2 separate regions of the Homo sapiens genome follow, and region 1 is linked to region 2. Evidence: read pairs that join two places in POLR2A ChIA-PET (ENCODE). Cell type or tissue: GM12878. All regions are shown on one strand. Each heading gives the region's core, and the rest is flanking DNA. Links, peaks and the distances in the headings are about the cores only.

Region 1 (12,396 bases), core at 3,122-8,121, 69 kb before region 2:
GCTGAGGCAGGAGGATGGCTTGAGCCCAGGAGTTAAAAGGCTGCAGTGAGTTATAATGGTGCCACTACATTCTAGCCTGGGTGACAGAGTGAGATTCTGTCTGTAAACCAAAAGAGTGGGTCTTAGGGCTGGATCACTTCCTTACCAAGAACTAGGGAGCTCACGCAGCCTGTGCTGAGCTTAGCGCCCTGCGTGGAGGTATCGTTCCCTGTTTCAGACTCCACGTGTATTTTGTTCTGCTTCAGCACATGCATACATGGCCCCCAGTTGTCTGTATCTGAGACCCCCCAACCCCATGGGGGAGGGAGAAGGAGGGGTCCTTCCACTGCAGCATGAAGTGGGGTTTGTGCAGCTACACTGCCCATGTCAGCAGTTGAGCGGCTCTGCTGGCCTTGGGGGACTGGCACATTGCAAGGGGCTAGATTGTGAGCGTCCTCTCTTCTCTCGCTGTAAATAAATGTTGCACCACTGGGGCCTGATGCGCGTGTTTTGTCTGTTCTAAGTGACCTCGAATCCTGCACTGTTCTCTTCTCTTCCCTGGAGGACACTTATCTGCCTTTTAACCTTGTCTGCATTCCTATGTGATTCTGTCCTGCGGCACAGCCTGGCCACCCAGTGGATGGTAAAACAAGCCACTGTATGACTGGAGTTTAAGACCTGTTTCCTCGAGCACCGTGGTGGATGGAAGTGCTCCCATTGGTCACATGAGGAAGCTGGGGCTCAGGGAGGGTTGTGGCTTGCTCAGGATAACAGGAGCATGACTTGGACCCTGTGTGTCTGATTTCAAAGCTGTCATCTCTTTAAGAGGGAGACTCAGGTCGGGCATGGTGGCTCATGCCTGTAATCTTAATGCTTTGGGAGGCCAAGATGGGAGGATCGCTTGAGGCCAGGAGTTCAAGACCAGCCTGGGCAACAGAGCAACACCCTGTCTCTACAAAAAATAATTTAAAAATTAGCAAGTAGCTGGGCATGGTGGCTCACACCTGTAATCCCAGCACTTTGGGAGGCCGAAGCAGGTGGATTGCCTGAGGTCAGGAGTTTGAGACCAGCCTGGCCAACAGAGTGAAAACCCGTCTCTACTAAAAATACAAAAAATTAGCTGGTCGTGGTGGCGGGTGCCTGTAATCCTAGCTACTAGGGAGGCTGAGGCAGGAGAGTCGCTTGAATTTGGGAGGCGGAGCTTTCAGTAAGCCGAGATTGCGCCATTGCACTTCAGCCTGGGCAACAAGAGCAAAACTCCATCTCAAAAAAAAAAAAATAATAATAAAATAAAATAGCAGGTGTGGGGGTGCATGCCTCCAGCTACTCAGAAGGCTAAGGTGGGAGGATTGCTTGAGCCCAGGAGTTTGAGGCTGTAGTGAACCCTGATCCTGCCACTGTGCTCCAGCCTGAGCCACAGAGCAAGACCCTGTCTCTAGAAAAGAAAGAGAAGACTTGTGAATGCAGTCAGTGTTGATGAGCCTGAAAGGCAGAAGGGACCTCCATGTAGTGAACAGGCAGGGGCTGAGCTGCCAAGAGGGCTTGCTGAAGCCAGGGGCAGCTGTGGGACTGACTAAGGGAAGGCAGGGCGGGATCCCAGGCCTGTGCCCAGGTCAGGCATTGGACCTTTTTTCTCCTAATGTCCTAATCTCTAAAATACTACAGAGGCTGGGAGGAGCCCAGGTGTGCCAGGGAGGGCCTCTGCTGACCTCCACCCTCTTCCCCCTTCATCAAACATCTGTCTCTCTCTGTAGGAGTCTGATTGGCTGAGCCTGGATCACTTGACCACAGCCCAGTCCCCAGGGAGTGGGGAGAGAGTGGACACTTGCTCCCTCCACTCCTGAACAAAAGTGACATTGCCACACCTGGCCTGGCACCTGCCTGTCTGTAGTAGTGCAGGAAGAGCCCACTGGGGTGGGCTGGCTTTTCTGCTCAAGGAGACAGCTCAGGGCTTTCTTTCCCTCCCTCCCTTCCTTCTTCCCTTCCTCCCTCCCTTCCTTTCTTTCCTTCTTGCTTTTCTTTTCTTTCTTTTTTTTTTGACAGGGTCTTGCTCTGTCACCCACACTGGAGTGCAGTGGCACCATCATAGCTCACTAGCCTCAACCTCCTGGGCTCAAGGGATCCTTCTGCCTCAGCCTCCCAAGTAGCTGAGACCACATGCATGCACCCCCCAATGCTGGCTAATTTTTTGTTTTTTTGTAGAGATGGGGTTTTGCTATATTGCCCAGGCTGGTCTCAAATTTCTGGCCTCAAGCAGTTCTCCTGCCTCAACCTCCTACAGGGCTGGGATTACAGGCGTGAGCCACCATGCCTGACCCGGCATGACTTTCCTTGTCCTCAGGTGTGTCTTCTTGCTGAGAGAGGAGACAGCAAAGTGAGAGATGTTTGTTCTACTGATGCCTTGTGGGCACGGAGGCTGTGGCTTCTTTAAGGCTGAAGAAAAGTTTTGAGACCTGGAAAAAGCAATTATTGGCTGTGAAATGTGGGAAGGAAATTGCATAATCATAATCAATAACAAGTTTAATTAAACATCTACAGAATGTCATGTTATGACTACTAGTCCACGGTGATGTGGTTGGTTATAAATGGTGTTTAATGAGGGACACAGGGTTGCTTAAAGGTGCTGGGGGTGACGTGGAAGAGAACCTGGTATTAGCCTCCTGGGGCTCCTGTATCGAGTTACTGAAGACTGGGTGGGTGAAACAACAGAAGTTTATTCTATCACAGCTCTGGAGACCAGATGTCTGACATCAGGTGTCAGCAGGACATGTGTCCCCCGAGGGGCCTGGGGGAGAATCCTTCCTGCCTCTTCCAGCTTCTAGTGTTGCAGAAAACCCCTGGCATTGCCTGGCTTGTAGCTATGTCACTCTGATCTGTCTCCATCATTACATGGCCCTCCTTCTCTGGGCCTTCTCCTCTTCTATTTTTTATTATTATTATTTTGTCATTTCCTCTTCTATTTATTATTTTTATTATTTCTAGAGATGGGGGTCTTGCTTTCTTGCCCAGGCTGGAGTGCAGTGGTGTGATCATGGCTCACAGCAGCCTTGAACTCCCAGGGTCAAGCCATCCTCCCACCTCAGCCTCCTGAGTAGCTGGGACTATAGGTGCACACCACGACACCTGGCTAATTTTTATTTTTTATTTTTATTTTGGTAGAAATAGGGTCTTGCTATGTGGCCCAGGCTAGTCCCAAACTCCTGGCCTCAAGCCATGCTCCCACCTTGGCTTCCCAAAGGGCTGGGATTACAGGCATGAACCACTGCTCCCAGCTTATCCTAGGTTCTCTTGAAGGTACTAGTAGGGACATGGGCAGCTGTGTACTATTCTAGTGGGAGGTGGTTCTGAAATGACACCTGGCCCTTGTCTAGTAAGAACACTTTAAAATAGCCTGAGGCAAGAATAGCCCCCTACTTCTCCAAGAGTTCATTTGATCCTCTAACCAGTTACCCAAGGCATGAGGGTCCCCGGCAACACCCAGTTTCCTTCCGGTCCTGAACCCTAACACAGCTGAACCCTGCATGAGGGGAGAGGAGGTGCAGTGTGGCAGTATCTGCCACCCCTGCCAACAGGGCGGATCGGGGGCCTGTCCCCAGGTCAGACATTGGGTCTTTGTTCTCCTAATGCCCTGCTAAGAATATGAATTGTGCCACTTTTTTTTTTTTGAGATGGAGTCTCCCTGTGTTGCCCAGGCTGGAGTGCAGTGGCGCGATCTTGGCTCACTGCATCCTCCGCCTCCCTGGTTCAAGCGATTCTCCTGCCTCAGCCTCCTGAGTAGCTGGGATTGTAGGCATGCACCACCACACCTGGCTAATTTTTGTATTTTTAGTATAGACGGGGTTTCACCATGTTAGGGCCAGGCTGGTCTCGAACTCCTGACCTCAAGTGATCCACCCGCCTTGGCCTCCCAAAGTGCTGGGATTACAGGCATGAGCCACTGCACCTTGCCTGTTATGGGTTTTAAAGCACAGAATTCTCCCATCTGCAATAGGATGCTCTAATGATTAATATTGAATGTCAACTTCATTGGATTGAAGGATGCAAAGTACTGATCCTGAGTGTGTCTGTGAGGGTGTGGCCAAAGGAGATTAACATTTGAGTCAGTAGACTGGGAGAGGCAGACCCGCCCTCATTCTGGGTGGGCACTATCAGCTGCCAGTGCCGCTAGAATAAAAGCAGGCGGAGGACTGGGTGCAGTGCTCACGCCTGTAATCCCAGCACTTTGGGTGGCCAAGGCGGGTGGATCATGAGGTCAGAAGATCGAGACCATCCTGGCTAACATGGTGAAACCCCATCTCTACTAAAAATACAAAAAATTAGCTGGGCGTGGTGGCAGGTGCCTATAGTCCCAGCTCTGGAGGCTGAGGCAGGAGAATGGCATGAACCCGGGAGGCAGAGTTTGCAGTGAGCCGAGATAGCGCCACTGCACTGCAGCCTGGGTGACAGAGCGAGACTCTGTCTAAAAAAAAAAAAAAAAAAAAAAAAAAATTGCAGGCAGAGGAACGTGGAAAGACTAGACTGGTTTAGTTTTCTGGCCTCCCTCGTTCTCCTGTGCTGGAGGCTTCCTGCCCTCAAACATCAGACTCTGAGTTCTTTAGCTTTGGGACTCTTGGACCTTTGACCACAGACCGAAGGCTACACCCTTGGCTTCCCTACTTTTAAGGTTTTGGGACTCAGACTAGCTTCTTTGTCCCTCAGCTTGCAGATGGCCTACTGTGGGACCTCACCTTGTGATCGTGTGAGCCAATACTCCTTAATAAACTTCCCTTTGTATATACATCTATCCTGTGAGTTCCATCCCTCTAGAGAACTCTTAATACAGATGCAGATGCAACTGTGAAGCAATCCTCCCATCTCAACCCCCTGAGTAGCTGGGACTACAGGAGGTATTTGACAGAAAAGGAGACTGAGACTTGAAGAAATGAACTTGTTCAAGGTCACATGATTAGTAAGTGGAAGAGTTGGGATTTGAACCCAGAACCCCAGCAGTCTGGCTCCCAAAGCCTGCCAGCATCCTCATGGCCCAACACTGCCTCACCAGGGAGGAAGTGGTGGCAGTGGGTTGGATGGGGCGAGAGAGGATGCCCCATCTCCCAGTGCCTGGGTGGTGGGGTCTCTTGCTGAGATGGAAAATGGTGGAGTGGAGTGGGCTTGGGGTACGGGGAGTTGTTAGGGGGCAGAGAATGAGTCAATTTTGGGCATGTTGAGTAGGAGGGGCCTGTGGGATGGAGCTTGGTCACTTGCGGCACCGCTTTGTAAGTGGCCGGGTCCTTGGGGGATTCAAAGCAGAATTTGCACAGTTTGCTGGGAATTTATAGACAGAGAATCTGAGTAAATCAGAGAAAGAACTCCCCCACCTCCCCCACTGCTCATGCAAGCCCGTACTCTTTCCCTCAACAGCGAGGCCCTCGTTCCTTTTTTTCTGCTTTAATACAACTCCCCTGACAACTCGTTCTTCTCTGCTGGCGTGGACCACAGCAGCAAACGATGACTATTTTAGGACACATTTCACCCTCGTGTTGTTTCTTCTCCCACCGGTTCTATTCGCATCAGTTGTTTGGCACAAGGTTTTGAATTGTTGGTTTTTGCGCTAAATTCATTTCGCAGAAATGTCAAGCATCACCAAGGCCACCGAGAGAGTGGGACACACACGCCGTTCTCTCTCCTTTGTTCCTGGGCTCTTCTTTTCATACGCAAATGCTTTCTTTCATTTGGCAGCTTGCAGAACCCCTGTACCTTGAACTGAGCTGATAGCTGGGGCCTCGCCTGCCAGACAAACAAGGCTGTCTCCCGTTTCACCATCCCTTTGGAAAGAATTGCTGAATATTTGATGCATAGAAAAGGGGGTGGTCGAGGTTCTCAAACCCTCGTTGAATTGTGGAGACACGATACTGGGTCTGCTCAGGCAGACCAAGTCTTCTGCAAAAACAGTCACAGGTCGGTGTGTTGTGGCCTGCGTTCCTCAAACTGGAAGGAATGCAGAGCCCAAAATTGACTCATCCCCTCCTGCTCAGCTGTCCCAGGCAGATCTCAGAGCAATGCACACAGCCCCAGCCTTCTGCTCTGATTCCTTAAGACCCCAGAAGCTGCTGACTCAGCGCACATCTGCTCCTCTGGCGTCCTCTGGAAGTGAAACCCTGCAAACAGTTGTAAACATTACAAGGAGGCTCTGGAGGGTTGAAACTTTTATGATCGCCTCTATAGCAGAGTGTTGAGGCTGCTGGCATTTTAACGGTGAGATCATCTTTGTCTTTGTGGCATTGGTAGTTTTCCTTCATGGCTTCAACCTTTTTCCTAAGTGGTTTGTGCTTCTTCCAAGCTTCTTGGAAGATGCAGTATCAGATCTGTCCCTTGGGGCTGTGGGCCTGGGGAGCTGGGGAACCAGCTGTGATGAAGGGTGGGAGGAAAAATGACTGGTGGGAACCCCTCCACAAGGGATACCCTCAGCTCGGTGGTGAGCCCTGGGGTATTTAAGAGAGTGAAGACCACACCTCAGTATATAATAATAATAAATCACAATAAAAATAACAGCCCAGGAGTTTGAGACCAGCCTGGGCAACATAGTGAGACACCTACTGTACAAAAAATTTAAAAAATGAGCTGGGCATGATGGCACACGCCTGTAGTCCCAGCTACTTGGGAGGCTGAAGTGGGAGGATCACTTGAGCCCAGGAGTTTGAGGCTGCAGTGAGCTATGATTGCACCACAACATTCCAGTCTTAGACACAGAGCAAGACCTCGTCTTAAAAAAAAAAAAATCACCCACATGCTGTGTCCCAGGTCCTGTCATTAATGCTTTATGTGTATTAATAATTAACTGTCACAGTAGTCCTGCTGTTTTCCAGTAATGCTCTTCTCTAAGGCAGGTTGATAGGCAAAGGTTATGAGTTAAATTGGGTCCCCCAAAAGATGTGGAGGTTCTAACCCCCAGTACCTGTAACGAATGACCTTACTTGGAAATAGGGTCTTTGCGGATGATCAAGTAAAATGAGGTCACTAGAATGGATCCTAGTCCAATATGACTGGTGTCCTTATAAAAAAAGGAAAATTTGGACACGGGACACACAGAGGGGAGAGGCTGCAAAGAGACAGAGAGAAGACGGCCATCTGTGAGCCGAGGAGAAAGGCCTGGAACAGATTCTTCCTCACAGACCTGATAAGAAACCAGCCTTGCCAACACCCCCGTTTTTTACTTCTTCTAGAGAGAAGGTCTGTCACCCAGGCTGGGGTGCGGTGGTACGATTGTAGCTCACTGCAGCCTCAAACTCCTGGGCTCAAGTGATCCCCTGCCTCAGCCTCCGGAGTAGCTGGGATTACAGACACGTACCACCATGCCTGGCGAATTTTTGTATGTATGTATGTATGTATGTATGTATGTATGTATGTATGTATATATTTATTTATTTTGAGATGGAGTCTTGCTCTGTTGCCCAGGCATTCAAGCAATTCTTGTGCCTCAGCCTCCCGAGTAGCTGGGATTACAGGCACCCACCACCACGCCTAGCTACTTTTTGTATTTTTAGTAGAGTCAGCATTTCACCATGTTGGCCAGGCTGGTTTTGAACTCCCGACCTCAGGTGATCCAGCTGCCTCAGGTTCCCAAAGTGCTGGGATTACAGATGTGAGCCACCGCACCCAGCCATAATTTTAATATTTTTAGTAGAAACAGTGTCTTGTTATGTTGCCCAGGCTGGTCTCCAACTCCTGGCTTCAAACAGTCCTCTGGCCTCGGCCTCCCAAAGTGCTGAGCTTACAGGCATGAGCCACCACAGCCCCCAACTGCCATCCCCTTGGTTTCAGAACCTCCAGCCTCCAGAATTGTGGGACATTAAATCTTGCTTAAGTCCCAGTGTGTGATGCTTTGTTTTGGCAGCCCTCACAAACAAACAAAGAAAACGGCAAGTGTTTTATTAAGAAAAGGCTCCCATGGGAGATCAGTGAGGATGTGGGGGAAGCAGAAGGGAAGAGGAAGAAAAGAGAGCAAGGTGTGATTTCAGAGTCTTGCTTGGGAAGAGGTGGGTGATGAGGGTATGGGCCCCAGAAACAACCTGTGGCTCATTTTTGTGATATGAAGTTGATCTTAACAGAGCTTACATTGCATAAATTGCGATCAGAGTAGAGACATCTCAGTGGAGGGGAGGACAGATGCTCAGCTTCCTGCCTCTACCCTTATGTCATTCACTCACTCCCTCACTCACTCACTCACTCACTCACTCAAGCATTTATTTATTGAGTGCATATTATGGAATGGGGTTGACAATTAAATAAGCTCGAGGGAATTAAAAAAATTGTATTAACTACTTAAAAAAAAATTCTAGCCCGGTGTGATGGTGTGTGCCTGTAGTCACAGCTGCTCGGAAGGCTGAGGCAGGAGGATTGCTTGAGCCCAGGAGGTTGGGGCTGCAATGAGCTATAGTAGTGCCACTGCATTTCACTCTGGGGGACAGAGCCTGACCCTGTCTCTACAAAAAAAAAAAAAAAAGAAAAAAAAAAGAAAGAAAAGACCAGGTGCAGTGGCTCACACCTGTAATCCCAGCACTTTGGGAGGCTGAGGCAGGCGGATCATGAGGTCAGAGATGGAGACCATCCTGGCTAACACGATGAAACCCCGTCTCTACTAAAAATACAAAAAAATTAGCCGGGCGTGGTGGCAGGCGCCTGTAGTCCCAGCTACTCAGGAGGCTGAGGCAGGAGAATGGCGTGAACTCGGGAGGCAGAGCTTGCAGTGAGCTGAGATCGCGCCACTGCACCCCAGCCTGGGCGACAGAACGAGACTCCGCTTCAAAAAAAAAAAAAAAAAAAAAAAAAATCAAACAATTGGTGGCTTGTGCCTGTGGTCCCAGCTACTTGGGAAGCTGAGGGAGGAAGATGGCTTGAGCTCAGGAGTTCGAGGTTGCAGTGAGCTATGATCATACCACTGCACTCCAACCTGGGCAACAGAGTGAGACCCTATCTCAAAATAATAATAAGTATTCTCTCCTATACGGTTATGGTATCCATTTGATATATAGTTAGCTCCATTTATTTATGTTCTTAATGACTTTTAGGCATTTTCCCTCAACCTTATTAATTTTTGATACAAAAGTGATAACTATATAAAAAAGGTGTAGTCAAATACCCCTTCCCTACCCAGCCCCCACAGGTAACTGATTTCATTAATTTGTGTTTTTTTTTCACTCTTGTTGCCCAGGCTGGAGTGCAATGGCGTGATCTCGGCTCACCACAACTTCTGCCTCCCGGGTTCAAGCGATTCTCCTGCCTCAGCCTCCTGAATAGCTGGGATTACAGGCACGTGGCACCATGCCCAGCTAATTTTTTGTATTTTTAGTAGAGACCATGTTGTCCAGGCTAGTCTCGAACTCCTGACCTCAGGTGATCCACCCGCCTTGGCCTCCCAAAGTGCTGGGATTACAGGCATGAGCCACCATGCCTGGCCATGATTTCATTAATTTTAAAGTTATCCTTCTAGTGTTTCTGTTTACAAAAATCAGCAGATGTACTTTTCTTTTTTCTCATACAAAAAATTGCCCCACAGTAAATACTTTTTTATACCTTTTTTTCACTCAACAATGTATCCTGAAAGTCACTCCATATCAGTTCCTAGAGATCTTCATTTTTTTTTTCTTATTAACTGCACAGTATCTTTTGTGTGGATGCACCACCATTTACTCAACTTCCCTCCTGCCGGCGGTGGGGGGAGTGAATTTATCACAGATAACACTGCGATAGCTTAGCACGTGCGTAAATCTACTCAGTATTGTGGGAAATTTATCTTCAGAGTGGATCCCTGACATGAGATTGCTGGGTTAGGGGTAAATACACATCGTTTTGTTGGCTATAATCAAATTTCCCTGCAGAGGAGGGTTGTGCTATTTTATTCTTCCATCAGCAATGTATGAAAATGCCTGTGATTTTTTGGAGGAGGGGAGGTGGCGAATCTAACCAGCAGATCGGCATAGACCCTCATTCTGTGATGTCCCTCTAGCACAGGGAAGTCCATCGAAGGGCAAAGGGAGGGATGAAAAGCCGGTGGATGGATGTTCACGTCATACCTGCAAGAGGTTTCTCCTTGCGGCCAGTCGCGGTGGCTCACGCCTGTAATCTCAGCACTTTGGGAGGCCGAGGCAGGCAGATCACCTGACCTCAGGAGTTCAAGACCAGCCTGGCCAACATGGTGAAACCACATCTCTACTAAAAATACAAAAACTGGCCGGGCGTGGTGGTGCGCGCTGGTAATCCCAGCTACTCGGGGGTGCTGAGGCAGGAGAATCGCTTGAACCCGGGAGGCGGAGGTTGCAGTGAGCCAAGATTGCACCACTGCACTCCAGCCTGGGCGACAGAGCAAGACTCTGGCTCAAAAAAAAAGAGGTCTCTCCTTGTAATTAGGCAGGGCAGGGGCTCCAGAAAAGGGGGAAGTCAAGCAACTCACTAATCTTCTGCACAAGAGACCGTGTTTCTTAGAGACAGGTACTAGGGTAACATCCTCCATCAGCCCACCCACTGTCTGCTGTCCCCTCCTCAGGGGACATGGCTGGGAGGGAAAGTTCATCCATCTACCCTGGCATCCATCCATCTATCCGCTCATTCGCCATTTCTGGTCTGTACCTGCGAGGCCACTGTGCTGGACCCAGGGACCCCAGTGTGACTCAGACCTGGACCCCACTCTTGGTGAGCTCACAACCTAGAGCACAGCTTCCTACAGGATGGTCCCCATCATCAGTGGATGTTAAGTTCTGCCCAACGAGCTGATCAAAGAGAACAGGGAACGCATGGGAGTGGGTTGAGGTAAGATGGCAGTTGGAGGCCGTGGCGCTGTTGAGTGGGCCTGGGGCGGGGATAACCAGGTGAGTCTTCTCATTCCTGAGAGGCAGCATGACTGAGAGACAGTGTTCTGGAGCTGGAGGACCTGGGTTCAAATTCCCACTTCTCCATGAACTCACGGACAGTATTCCCTTGGACAAAAACATACCATCTCTGTTTCTCACTGTCCTCATCTGCAAAGTGGGGGTTCATTCGTTCATTCAAAATTTCACCCGGGTGTGGTGGCTCATGCCTGTAATCCCAGCAGTTTGGGAGGCCAAGGCGGGTGGATCACTTGAGGTCAGGAGTTTGAGACCAGCTTGGCCAAGATGGAGAAACCCCATCTCTACTAAAAATACAAAAACTAGCTGGGCATGATGGTGTGCGCCTGTAATCCCAGCTACTCGGGGGGCTGAGGCAGGAGAATCGCTTGAACCTGGGAGGTGGAGATTGCAGTAAGCCACATCCTGGGCAACAGACTGAGACTCTGCCTCAAAAAAAAAAAAAAAAAATCTACTTACTGAGCACCTACTATGTGCCAGGACCTGTTCTAGGCTGTTGGGATACATCTGAACAACAGAGACAACCATTCCCGTCCCTGTGGAGCCTGGATGATGCTGGGGAGAAACAAACCATAAACAACAATATTGTAAATGGGTAAAAAATATGATAAATAGGTAAATAAATAAATATAGAAATCAATAAGTAAATTAGAAAGTGATGAGTATTATGGGACAAGAAAAAGTAGAGCAGAATAACAAGAATGGGAAAGAACAGTTTAAAGTTTAAAGAAGGCGGTCAACGTTCTATATCTTGGTTTTGGGAGTGGTTCCCTGGATGCATTTGTCAAAACTCATTGAACTACAAGCTTAGAATCTGTGCATGTATGTTATACCTCGATACACTTAAGGCCAGGCAGGGTAGGTCATGCCTGTGATCCCAGCACTTTGGGAGGCCAAGGCAGGAGAATCGCTTGAAGCCAGGAGTTTAAGGCCAGCCTGGGCAACAAAGGGAGACCCCCATCTCTACAAAAGTAAAAATAAAAAAATTAGCCAGGCATGGTGGTACACAACTGTAGTCCCAATTACTTGGGAGGCTGAAGTGGGAGGATTGCTTGAGCCGGGGAAGTCAAGACTGAAGTGAGCTGTGATGGTGCCTCTGCACTCCAGCCTGGGCGACAGAGCAAGACTCTATTTCTAAAAAAAGATAAGACCAGACACAGTGGCTTACACCTGTAATCCTAGCTCTTTAGGAGGCCAAGGCAGACAGACTGCTTGAACTCAGAAGCTCAAGACTAGCCTGGGCAACATGGCAAAAACCCATCTCTACAAAAAATACAAAAATTAGTCGGGTGTGGTGGCACATGCCTGGAGTTCCCGCCACTTGGGAGGCTGAGGTGGGAGGATTGTTTGAGTCTGGGAGGTTGAGGCTGCAGTGAGCCATAATTGTACCACTGCACTCCAGCCTGGGCTACAGAGTGAGACCCTATCTCAAAACAGAAACAAAAACAAAAAAGCAGATAAACCTGGTATTTGAAATACAGCTGCCAGACCTCCTTGAGACAGTGAGGTTTCTACAAACTGAGAAGGGGTGGGGACAGAGCCAAGTGGACCCCTA
Region 2 (12,396 bases), core at 2,680-7,679:
GGTATTGACTGACGTCACTCTTGCTACGTGCTACATGCATGTAACATGTTACACCACTTACTACATGCAACATGCTACGAGTAAGTCCAACCCTGAGTGTACGCCCAGCAAAAATGAGTGTGATGTTCATGAAAAGACCCTGCATGTGGATGTTCATAACAGCATTATTCTTTTTAAAAAAGAACTGGTATGTACATATATATATATAAAATTCACAAATAAACATGGTATATTTTATCAGGTACATGTTTTGAAATATGTGTATACATTGTGGAATGGCTAAATTCAGCAAATTAACATATGCATTATTTCACATACTTTTTTTTTTTTTGGGGGGGACAGAGTCTCACTCTATCGCCCAGGCTCGAGTGCAGTGGCGCGATCTCGGCTCACTGCAACCTCTGCCACCCAGGTTCAAGCGATTCTCCTGCCTCAGCCTCCCAAGTAGCCGGGATTACAGGTGTCCGCCACCACGCCCAGCTAATTTTTGTATTTTTAGTAGAGACAGGGTTTCACCACATTAGCAAGGCTGGTCTCAAATGCCTGACCCCAGGTGATCCACCCACCTCGGCCTCCCAAAGTGCTGGGATTACAGGCGTGAGCCACTATGCCCGGCCCCTTTGCCCATTAAAAAAAAAAATTGAGTTCTTTGTTTCCTTCTTATTGAGTTATTTGAGTTCCTTATAGCAGAATTATTCTTAATAGCCTGTTATAGACTGAATTGTGTCTCCCCAAAATTTATATATTGAAGCCTGAACCCCTAATGTGACTGTGTTTGGCTTTTAAAGAGGTAATTACAGGCCGGGCGCGGTGGCTCACTCCTATAATCCCAGCACTTTGGGAGGCCAAGGTGGGTGGATCGCCTGAGGTCAGGAGTTCAAGACCAGTTTGGCCAACATGATGAAACCCCATCTCTATTTAAAATACAAAAAAATTAGCAGGGCGTGGTGGCGTGCTCCTGTAATCCCAGCTACTCAGGAGGCTGAGGCAGGGGAATTGCTTGAACCAGGGAGGTGCAGGTTGCAGTGAGCCGAGATCGTGCAATTGCACTCTAGCCTGGGCAACAGAGCAAGACTCTGTCTCAAAAAAATAAAAAAATAAATAAAAATAGATAGATAATTACAATAAAATGAGGACATAAGAGTGAAGCTCTAATCCAGTATGACTTGTCTGTATAAGAAGAGGAAGAGACACCACAGATACACACACCCAGAGAAAAAGCCATGTGAGGACATCATGAGAAGACAGGCATTTGCAAGCCAAGAGAGAGGGCTCAGGAGAAACCAAACTTGCTGGCACCTTGATCTTGGATTTCCAGACTCCAAAACTGCAGAAAAATAAATTTCAGCTGTTTAAGCCATGTAGTCTGTGGTACTTTGTTGTGGCAGCCTGAGCATATGAATACAGAGCCCAAACTGGAAATAAACCAAATCCCTGCCCAAAGTAGAATAGATTAAATACATTGCACTATGTTGCAGTGGAATACTACATAGGCATGAAAAAGAACAAATTATTGATGTGTGCAACCTTATGGATAAATTTTAAAATGTGGAGTGGAAGATGCAGACGTGCTGTAAAGTTCCATTTATATACAAACTTTAAGACTAGTTGACCGGTAGCTCACGCCTGTAATCCCAACACTTTGGGAGTACGAGGAGGGCAAATCACTTGAGGTCAGGAGTTTGAGGCCAGCCCAGCCAACATGGTGAAACCCCATCTGTACTAAAAATTCAAAAAATTATCTGGGTGTGGTGGCACACATCTGTAATCCCAGCTACTCAGGGGTCTGAGGCAGGAGAACTGCTTGAACCCGGGAGGCGGAGGTTGCTGTGAGCCAAGATCTGACACTGCACTCTAGCCTGGTCAACAGAGCAGAACTCTGTCTCAAAAAAAAAAATACTAATCTTGGTGAAAGAGGTCAGAAGAGCGGTTACCTTTTGGGGCTACTGACTGGGAAGGGCCATGGGGGACCCTCTGAAGAAACAGAATGTTCTAGATCTTGACCTGGTAGAAATGACAAGGGGCACATGCACAGAAATGCATTAATCTGTGCCCTTAGATCTAAGATCTGTCTGCTTTACTGTGAGTTTTCTCTCTCTCTTTTTCTTTTTCTTTTTTCGAGACAAGTTCTTGCTCTGTCTTTCAGGATGGAGTGCAGTGGCAGAAACCTTACTCATTGCAGCCTCGAACTCCTGGGCTCAAGCGATCCTCCTGCGTCAGCCTTCCGAGAGTAGCTGAGACTACAGGTGCATGCCACCGTGACCCCAAGCCCAACTAATTAAAAAAAAATTTTTTTTTGTAAAGATGGGGCCTTGCTCTATTGCCCCAGCTTGTCTCAAACTCCTGGCCTCAAGTGATCCTCCTATCTTGGCCTCCCAAAGTGTTGGGATTACAGGCGTGAGCCACCGCAACCTAGCCTACTGTAAGTTATATCTCGATTAAAAAGCGGAAAGAAAGGAGAAAAAGAAAAAGAAGGGAAAGAGACACTGAAGGAGGGAGAAGAAGGAAGAAGAGTCAAGCCGCCCTGAATTAACTCTGCACTTTTCGACAGATATCTTGGCCTCTGTGAGGACAAACCTTAAGTGCCTCATACCTCCATGTCAGAGGGTCCGCTCACTGACCTCTCAGGGACCGTAAAATTCTCTCTTCGAATGCAATGAGTCCCCAGTTCTCGTCCCCTGCCTCTCGTGAGACCGAGCCCCTGAAAGCACTTTGGACTTATAAAACTTGAAAGGCAATAAATTAAAATATCAAGGCAGTAGAAATGAGTATTTAAAGCACGAAGTGCACCCAAACATGAGTTTGAGGCTGAAAAATCGAGTCCGACTTTCTTGAAAACCTATGTTAAAAGCCTGGGTAGCTCCCTTTCATGAAACGGCCCTTTAAATATTGCATGCCGGCCCCATCTCCCAGGGATTCGCAGCACCGCGGTCCGCGTTTCATCTTCTGACTCCATCAAAGGCGGTACAGCTTCATCACAGATTCAGAGGGTGTGCGTTGCCAGCTTCCCAGGGGCCAGCCCAAGGAATTAGCATTTTCTGCTAGCAACAGATGAAATGTAGAATAAAATAAGGTGGACTCGATGAAGACAGGAACGAGGGCTGTGATGAACAAGTGCTGTGGCTTTGTAGGAGAGGGAGGTCCCTGGAGTGGGTGCAGCCAGGGAGGCTTCCTGGAGGAGGTGGAAGATGAGATGGATCCCATTTAACAGTAATAATGATAATAATAATAATAGCTTTGCTTGAATTCCTGCCAGAAGCATTTCTGAGATAAGGGTTCAAATGCACTTGGTTTATTGGCGGGGGGGGGGGGGGTGGGGTCGTACTGGGAACACCAAGAGTGGGGAGGGAGAGGGGGAAGAGAAGGCGTTCAACAAACGGTGCGATGGCCATGTTCTCACTTATTTGCGGGAGCTAAAAATAAAAACAATTGAACTCATGGAGATAGAGAGTGGAAAGATGGTTACCGGAGGCTGGGACAAGTAGTAGGGGTTGGGGGAGGCGGGGATGGTTAATGGGTACAAAACAATAGATAGAATGAGTAAGACCTAGTATTTGATAACACAATGGGGTGACTGTAGTCAATCATAATTTAATTGCACATTTTAAAATAATGAAAAACAGGCCAGCACAGTGGCTCACACCTGTAATCCCAGCACTTTGGGAGGCCAAGGCAGATGGATCATTTGAGGTCAGGAGTTTAAGACCAGCCTGGCCAACATGGTGAAACCTCATCTCTAATAAAAATACAAAATAAAATAAAATAAAATAATTTTAAAAAGTATAATTGGATTGTTTGTAACACAAAGGATAAATGTTTGAGGGAAGGGATACTCCATTTACACTGATGTGATTATTACACACTGCATGACTGTATCAAAACATTATTTTTTTCTTTCTTTTTTTTTTTTTTGAGATGGAGTTTCACTCTTATTGCCCAGGCTGGAGTGCAGTGGCACGATCTCTGCTCACTGCAACCTCCATCTTCTGGGTTCAAGCGATTCTCCTGCCTCAGCCTCCCTAGTAACTGGGATTACAGGAGCCCGCCACTATGCCCAGCTAATTTTTTTTTGTATTTTTAGTAGAAATGGGGTTTCACCAACGTTGGCCAGGCTGGTCTCGAATTCCCGACCTCAGGCGATCCACCCGCCTCAGCCTCCCAAAGTGCAGGGATTACAGGCGTGAGCCACCGTGTCCAGCAAAACATCTTATGTATTCCATAAATATATACACCTACTATGTACCCACAAAATATTTTTAAACAGGGTGCAATGGCAAACCAGGCTCCCCCATGGGCAACTGGAGCGTCATCTCCCTGGGGGACCCTGGCAGCTCTGCAGAAGGGGCATTTCGGAGTTACCCCACCCGGGTGGGAGGGAGCTGGGCGTTTCCGCACTGATGGGTGAGGGCTTCTAGGGGAGGGGATGGCTTTATTCCCTGCATTTCCATCCTGCCATGAACACTGTTAGGGCAAGCTCTGGCTGCCAGGAAAGCCCCAGGCCTGAGAGATGCGATGGTTCCAGGGAGAAGGCTGGATGGCAGCCTTGCAGCCACGCTGCCACGGGTCAGGTGTCCGTCACAAGTCAGCTGCTGGGCTAAGCTGTCTGCCCGCACTTCTCTTTTCTCATCTGACTGCACTCCACATGGAGGCATTACATGAGGAAGCTGAGTTGCACAGAGGGTGAGGAACTTGCCTGATTGGCACGTTGGGAGGAAACCAAGTCTACGTCAGCTGGGTCACTGGACATATGAGTGGGTGTGAACGTCTTCTCCCCTCTATCCTCCCTCCAACCTCCGGAGCTGCTCCTCCTTATCCCACCCTCTGCTCCAGACCTGAAACATCCTTGGCAGATTTTGAGTTCCGATGGGGAGCAGGGATGAAGGTGGTCTATATCCAACAGGACAAACACACTCCTGAGACTTGAAAGAAGGATGGAAACAGCCCAAGTGTATGATGGATGAGTGGATAAACACAACGCGGTCTAGTTATCCGATGGGACCTTATTCAGCCTTAACAAGGAACCAAGCCCTACACGTGCCACCGCGTGGGTCAACTTTGAAAACATTGTGCTAAGTGACAGAAGCCAGACAAAAAGCCAAACGCTGTATGAAATCTCTAGAATAGACAAATCCATAGAGACAGAAAGCAGATGAGCTGGGGCTGGCGGAAGGGATGGGAAACGGGGAGTGACTGCTTAACCAGTAGAGTTTCCGTTTGGGATGATAAAAAAGCTTTGGAGGCTGGGCACGGTGGTTCATGCCTGTAATCCTAGCACTTTGGGAGGCCAAGGTGGGTGGATCACCTGAGGTCAGGTGTTCGGGACCAGCCTGACCAACATGGTGAAACCCCGTCTCTACTAAACACAAAAAATTAGCTTGGTGTGGTGGTGCATGCATTAATCCCAGCTACTTGGGAGGCTGAGACAGGAGAATCTCTTGAACCTGGGAGGCAGAGGTTGCAGTGAGCTGAGGGTGCGCCACTGCACTCCAGCCTGGGCAATAAGAGCAAGACTCAGTCTCAAAAAAAAAAAAAAATGATTTAGAAACCTACCGTTTTTGTGCTGGGATTACAGGTTTGAGTCATAGTGGTGATGCATGCATGCACGACATGGTGAATGAATTTCATGCTACTGAATTGTACACTTAAAATGGTTAAAATGGGCTGGGCTGGGTGCGGTGGCTCACGCCTGTAATCCCAGCACTTTGGGAAGTCGAGGCGGGCGGATCACGAGGTCAGGAGATCGAGACCGTTGGTGAAACCCCATCTCTACTAAAAATACAAAAAATTATCCAGGCGTGGTGGCGGGCACCTGTAGTCCCAGCTACTTGGGAGGCTGAGGCAGGAGAATGGCGTGAACCCGGGAGGCGGAGCTTGTAGTGAGCCGAGATTGCACCACTGCGCTCCAGCCTAGGCGACAGAGCGAGACTCCATCTCAAAAAAAAAAAAAAAAAAAAAAAGTTAAAATGGCAAATTTTATGTTATGTATATTTTACCATGTTTTTCATTTTATTTTATTTTTTGAGACAGAGTCTTACTCTGTCACCCAGGCTGGAGTGCAGTGGCACGATCTTGGCTCACTGCAAACTCCACCTTCTGGGTTCAAGTGACTCTCGTGCCTTAGCCACCTGAGTAGCTGAGATTATGGGTGTGTGCCATCACGCCCAGCTAATTTTTATATTTTTAGCAAAGGCAGGGTTTCGTCATGTTAGCCAGGCTGGTCTTGAACTCCTCACCTCAAGTGATCCACCCGACTCGACCTCCCAAAGTGCTGGGATTACAGGCGTGAGTCACCGCGCCCGGCCTTACCGTGTTTTTAAAATTTTAATAATGTAATATGCCCCAAACCATTGAATTCTACACTTTAAGTGGGTGCATTGTAGGATATGTATATTACATCTCAATAAAGCTGTTTTTATTTTAATTAATTTACTTTTTATTTTTTGAGACAGGGTCTTACTCTGTCATCCAGACTGGAGTGCAGTGGTGCAGTCACAGCTCACTGCAACCTTGACCTCCCCGGGCTCAAGGGATCCTCTCACCTCAGCCTTCTGAGCAGCTGCAGTCACAGGTGTGCACCACCATGCTTCACTGACTTTTGTATTTTTGGTAGAGACAGGGTCTTGCTATGTTTCCCAGGCTGGTCTTGAACTCCTGGCCTCCAGCGATCCTCTCACCTCAACCTCCCAAAGTGCTGGGATTACAGATTTGAATCACTGCACCCAATCAAAGTTGTTTTTAAAAAAGCCAAGGCCAGGTGCAGTGCCTCATGCCTGTAATCCTAGCACTTTGGGAGGCCCAGGCAGGTGGATTGCCTGAGCTCAGGAGTTCGAGACCAGCCTGGGTAACACAGCGAAACCCTATCTCTGCTAAAATTAAAAAAAAAAAAAAATTAGCCGGGTGTGGCAGCATACGCCTGTAATCCCAGCTACTCGGGAGGCTGAGGCAGGAGAATTGCTTGAACCCAGGAGGCAGAGGTTGCAGTGAGCTGAGATCATGCCACAGCACTCCAGCCCGGGCGACGAAGTGAGACTCCGTCTCAAAAAGAAAAAAAAAAAAAGCCGAAAAGGCCAGTGGCAGGTGCTGGTACAGCAGATGGGCCTTCCCTTTGGCCTCTTCTGGTTCTCTCTACTGTTTGTGAAGGGGAGAAATGGATCCTGTGAGGTGACGAGGATCCCGTTGGCGATCACCGCACCCAGCATGACGCCGAGTGGTCAGGGAAACTCCCAGACTTACAGAGAATCCCCTGAGAGGCAGTGCTATGGGTGAGGTGGAGGCCGCCCTAGCAGGCCACATCCCTGGAGGTCACTGAAGAGTCCCAGAAAACCATGCTGGAAGCCCCCATCCAGGAAAAATTCAGTAACTCAAAGGTCTCAACATGCCAGAGGCTTTAGGAGCCAGGAACCCAAGAGGGGACATCTGAGTCATGCAGTGCCGCACTGTCGTCAGCCAGAGATGCTTTAAAGACAAAAAAAAATTTTTTTTCAATGAAAATAGCTTTTCTCTGCTTTCTGATGATGTAAAAATACATGCTCATTGTAAAAGTAATTGCAACAACATAGAAAATTATAAAGAAGAAAAGACACCTAAATGTCACCACTAACATTTTGGGACCATCTTTTCAAGCGTCTATTTAAGCATTTACACACACATGCATATACACACAGGTTCATAAATAGGATCCCATTATACAAGCACATTATATTATGGAAATTTTTTTTGTTTGTCTTGCCTCTGCCTCCTTCCCCCATTCCTTCTCTTCCTTCCTTCCCCTCCTCTCTCCCCACTCTCCCTCCCTCTTTCTCTCTCTCTTTCTTTCCTTTCCCCATCACTCCCTTCTGGCCAATGTCAGCCTGGGATATGACTCTGTCCATTTTCTCTGTACTCCTGTTATGTTAAACAAACATGCCACGACATATCTACATAATCATGAAGGGAGGAATGAGGGCTGTGGCCAAGAGGTGCCATGACCTTGTAGGAGAGGGTGATCCCAGGGATGGGTGCAGCCAGGGAGGCTTCCTGGAGGAGGTGGAAGATGTACGTATCCATTGCTACATAACTCACCACCCCAAGGGTAGTGGCATGAATCACAATCATTTTAGTAGGTTCATGGCTTCTGTGGGTCTGGAATTCAGGAAAGGCACAGTCTTTGTTCCACGTGTCTGGAATCTCAGCTGGGAAGACTGGGATCATCTGGGGGCTGTTCCACTCCCAGTTCTACTGTCTAGGTGCCTGGAAGCCTGGCCTCTGCTGGAACTGTGGCCTGGAATGCATAAGCATGGCCTCTCCATGTGGCTTGGGCATCCTCAGAGCATGGCGGGTAACTTGCTCAAGACAAGGTCCCAGGAGGAGCCCTCCAGAGAGGAAGAGTTTCGAGAGTCTCGCAGTCATGCAGGACCGTTTTCTTTGCATTCTATTGGTTAAAGGTGAATCATACGGCAAGATTCAAGGGCAAGGAATTAGACCCCAGCCCTGAGGGGAGAGTGTCAAGGTCACACTGCAGAAGAGCTTGTGGGGCGGGAGATATTGTTGCAACCATCTTTGGGACATAGGTTCTGCCTCACCGTAACTATATATATGGCTATATACAAAATTTCTTTTTCTTTCTTTCTTTCTTTTTCTCTTTCTTTCTTTCTCTCTTTTCTTTCTTCTCTCTTTCTCCTTTCTTTCCTTCTTTTTCTTCCCTTTGTTTTCTTTTTCCTTCCTTCCTCCCTCCCTCCCTCCTTTTTCTTTTTCTTTCTTTCCCTTTCTTTCTTTCTCTTTCTTTCTTTCTTTCTTTCTTTCTTTCTTTCTTTCTTTCTTTCTCTCTCTCTTTCTTTCCCTTTTTTCTTTTTTTTTTTTGAGACAGGGTCTCATTCTGTCACCCAGGCTGGAGTGCAGTGGCACGATCATGGCTCACTGCACCTTGACCTCCGAGGCTCAGGCTGTCGTCCCACCTCAGCCTCCCAAGTAGCTGGCACAATTTCTAAATACAAGATCTTGCTTATACTCCTCTGATTCCACCTTTTTTCACTTAATGCTAAGTCACAGAAAGTAAGTCAGTCATCTGGAAAAGCTCAACCCACTGCTTCTCACAGCGCACTGTGGTCCACAGTGGTGGTGTAGCCCCACCTACATTCAGCCGCTCCTGCTCTCTACAGTTTTGGCAGCATCCTCTGTAGAGCTCCAGCCTCCTGACATTGCACAGTCCAGCCTTTCTGTATAGGAAAAACTCATTCTGCAACAAGGAGGTGATGATGGAGGAGCCTAAGAGAGGCCTGCTGACCCTATCCCAAAAAATCACTAGGGAGGGTTAGACAGAGGCATCTGGGCAGAGAGTGAATTGAAGTAACTGTGTCTCTTCTAGCTGGGTTCACGCATGTTATGACTACGTATCTTTTATTTACTCCCGAACACAAAGCGTGGAATTCCCTGTCCTCTGATCCACTAAGCCAAGGGTACATTTTGTTGTTTGGACATCAGGCCAAAGCTGAGGAAGCTCAGAGCACTGGTGGCAGTTGTACCTGATTATAGCCCAGCGACAGGAGGACAGGAGGAAACTGTCAGTTTTGCTTAATGGTGGCTGAGGAAACTAACTGTTAGCTCTGCCTAACTGGTGGCAGTTTTGCCTAATGGTAGATCAGTGACAGAAGGCTGTTGGTTAGTGAAACTGACAGCCTCATTTGCTCCAGATGTTGAATCTGTTCAGCGATGGCAGACAACACAGCTGTTCAAAAGACATGCCCAGAAAGAGCTGGATTTTTTTCCCCTTCCAAGGAAGAAGCAAGGAAGGGAAAGTTAAAAACCTGACCCACTGAAAGGGGAAACTTGGGCCAGGCATGGTGGCTCATGCCTGTAATCCCAGCACCTTGGGAGGCTGAGGCTAGAAGATCACTTGAGGCCAGAAGTTCAAGACCAGCCTGAGCAACATGGTGAAACCCAGTTTCTACCAAAAAAAAAAAAAAAAAAAAAAATTAACCGGGAGTGGTGGCACATGCCTGTAGTCCCAGCTACTCAGGAGGCTGAGGTGGGAGAATTGCTTGACCCCAGGAAGTGGAGGTTGCAATGAGTCAAGATCGTGTCACTGCACTCCAATCTGGGTGACAGGGCAAGACCCTGTCTCAAAAACCAAACAAACAAACAAAAACAACAGAAAGAAAGAAAGAGAGAAAAAAGAAAGATGAACCTTGGTTTTGGTCTCTCATCTGAATCTAGGTTGCTGCTGATATTTGAAAAATATCAGTGACAGCAGGAAAAAGATGTACAATAAAGAGGCCAGACGCGGTTGCTCACGCCTGTAATCCCAGCACTTTGGGAGGCCGAGGTGGGCAGATCACTTGATGTCAGGAGTTTGAGACCAGCCTGGCCAACATGGTGAAACCCCATCTCTACTAAAAATACAAAAATTAGCCAGGTGTGGTGGTGGGCACCTGTAGTCCCAGCTACTCGGGAGGCTGAGGCAAGAGAATCGCTTGAACCCGGGAGGCGGAGGTTGCAGTGAGTCGAGATCACACCACTGCACCATAGCGTGGGCAATAGAGCAAGACTCCGTCTCAAAAAAAAAAAAAAAAAAAAAAAGATGTACAGTAAAGCTAATGAAATGCCAGAGTCAGCCCCTTCCCTTGCAAGTACCCATTCCAAGATCCTGCTGCTAACTGGTAATGCTACTGTTGTATTCTTTTTTTAAGGGGAGTCTGCCAAATCACCTGTTTCATATCCCACAAAACCTGAACCCACCCATCACTGTCCCGTATGTACTCAAGGCACAATGCCAAGGGCGATATAACTTTGAAACTTCTAGCAATTTCCAAAGGACATGTCTTTGAGAAATCCACAGCTGCATTTACAGCGGGTGAGCTTTTGTTTGCTTGTTTTTGTCAGGGGTGCAAAGGTTAGGGAAGGAGAAAGGAGCTGGGAAATAGGAAAATGTATTTGCATGCTATCAGATTTTTTAAAATAAATACTTATCATACTGCATTGATATCCCCAATCCAAATGCAAATGACGGCAGAGATCCATGCCTTGGAATTCAGCCCTCTTTAAAAAAGGCAATCATACGATTTTATTTTCAGCCCTGCCTTTTATCGTCCAGCCCTTAGGCAAAGAAGTTGAAAGAGAGCCAAGCTTGCGAAGACAAGCAGGCTGCCAATTCATCGGTTCTCATTGGAGATAGGTGAAGTTTCTGACCAAGAAAATCACAGCCTTGGGCACCCACAGTACACTGAAAATTTGACAGGTTCAAGTCTCCACATGGTCGGATCAACAAATTAGTCTTCCTGATTGTGAGACACAGACTTGATGGACTTAGCTGAGGTTAGCAGGAAAAGAAGTTACTTGGTGAGGCCCCTGCTGCTTTTGGACTCAAGAAATCCAGAGGGCTGGCCTTCACGTCAACATTTTATATGGATTTACTCTTACAGTGGCTATGGCTCCTACCAGTGCCCAGATGGTCTCTGCTGACCCTACTTGTTTCAATCACAAGCTACCAATTTGAAGATTGGATTGGAGCATCTGATTGGTCAAGACTAGGTCATGTGACTATAGGCTAGTTGCAAAGGAAGATGGGAAAATGACTGTCAGGCACTTTTTATTAAATGTGGAAGGCAGACTTGGAGGATCTGATTGGTCAAGACTAGACCGCATGACTGCAGGCTAGTTGCAAGGGAAGCTGGGAAAGTGATTATCGGGTCCTTCTTATTAAAAATGTAGAAAGCAGGCTTCAAAAGCATTAAGGTTAGCCAAAAGTTATGAATGGACCCTTCGCAAAAGCAAATGCATGAATGGCTGATAGGCACATGAAAAGATGGTCAACATCATTAATTATGAAGGAATTGCAAATTAAAACCACAATGAGATACTACTATGTGCTTATTCTAATGGCTAAAACTTAAAAGACTGATAACATCAAATGTTGGCAAGGATCTGGAGCAACCAGATTTTTCATGTGTTGTCAGTCAGAGCATAAGATGGTACTACCACTTTGGAAAACAGTTTGGAAGTCTCTTGTAAAGTTAGGTGTACACTTACCACCCAACTCATTGATTGCATTCCTAGATATTTACCCAATGAAATGAAAATGTATGCCCACACAAAGACTTGTACATGAATGTTCATAGAAGCTTTAATCATAATAGTCCAAGCCAGAAACAATTCAAATGTCCATCAACAAGTGAATGAATGAACAAATTATAATAGATCCATAAAATGAAACACCACTCAGTCTTAAAAAGAAATGCAATAATACAGCTGAATTTTAAAATTCAAAAACCTTATGGTGAAAGAAAGAAGCCAGTGCCATAGGAGTACCTACAGTATGATTCCATTTTCATAAAACTCTAGGAAAGAGAAATCTACTCTATTTTGATAGAAAGCAAATCAATGGTTGTCAGCAGCCTGGAGAGAGGAGTGTGTTTTGACTGG

Evidence for each region. ChIA-PET counts read pairs that join two places held together with the same protein. Peaks named below come from ENCODE experiments on the same cell type or tissue, not always from the same donor. Only the 100,000 strongest peaks of a DNase experiment are listed, where the experiment ranks them.
Region 1: POLR2A ChIA-PET joins it to region 2 with 10 read pairs; 2 of 35 experiments call an interaction of 5 or more read pairs at or near these places.

What each region holds. Positions count from the first base shown.
Region 1 is chr7:98,765,398-98,777,793 of GRCh38, reverse strand. No RefSeq gene overlaps it. Among named protein-coding and RNA genes, the nearest start is that of TMEM130, 98 kb to the left of the region's middle. In GM12878, for the core only: no CTCF peak of the experiment used is centred there; DNase peaks (open chromatin) are centred at 5,413 and 6,063; H3K4me3 peaks cover 596 bases; H3K27ac peaks cover 2,293 bases.
Region 2 is chr7:98,696,392-98,708,787 of GRCh38, reverse strand. No RefSeq gene overlaps it. Among named protein-coding and RNA genes, the nearest start is that of NPTX2, 85 kb to the right of the region's middle. In GM12878, for the core only: no CTCF peak of the experiment used is centred there; a DNase peak (open chromatin) is centred at 5,587.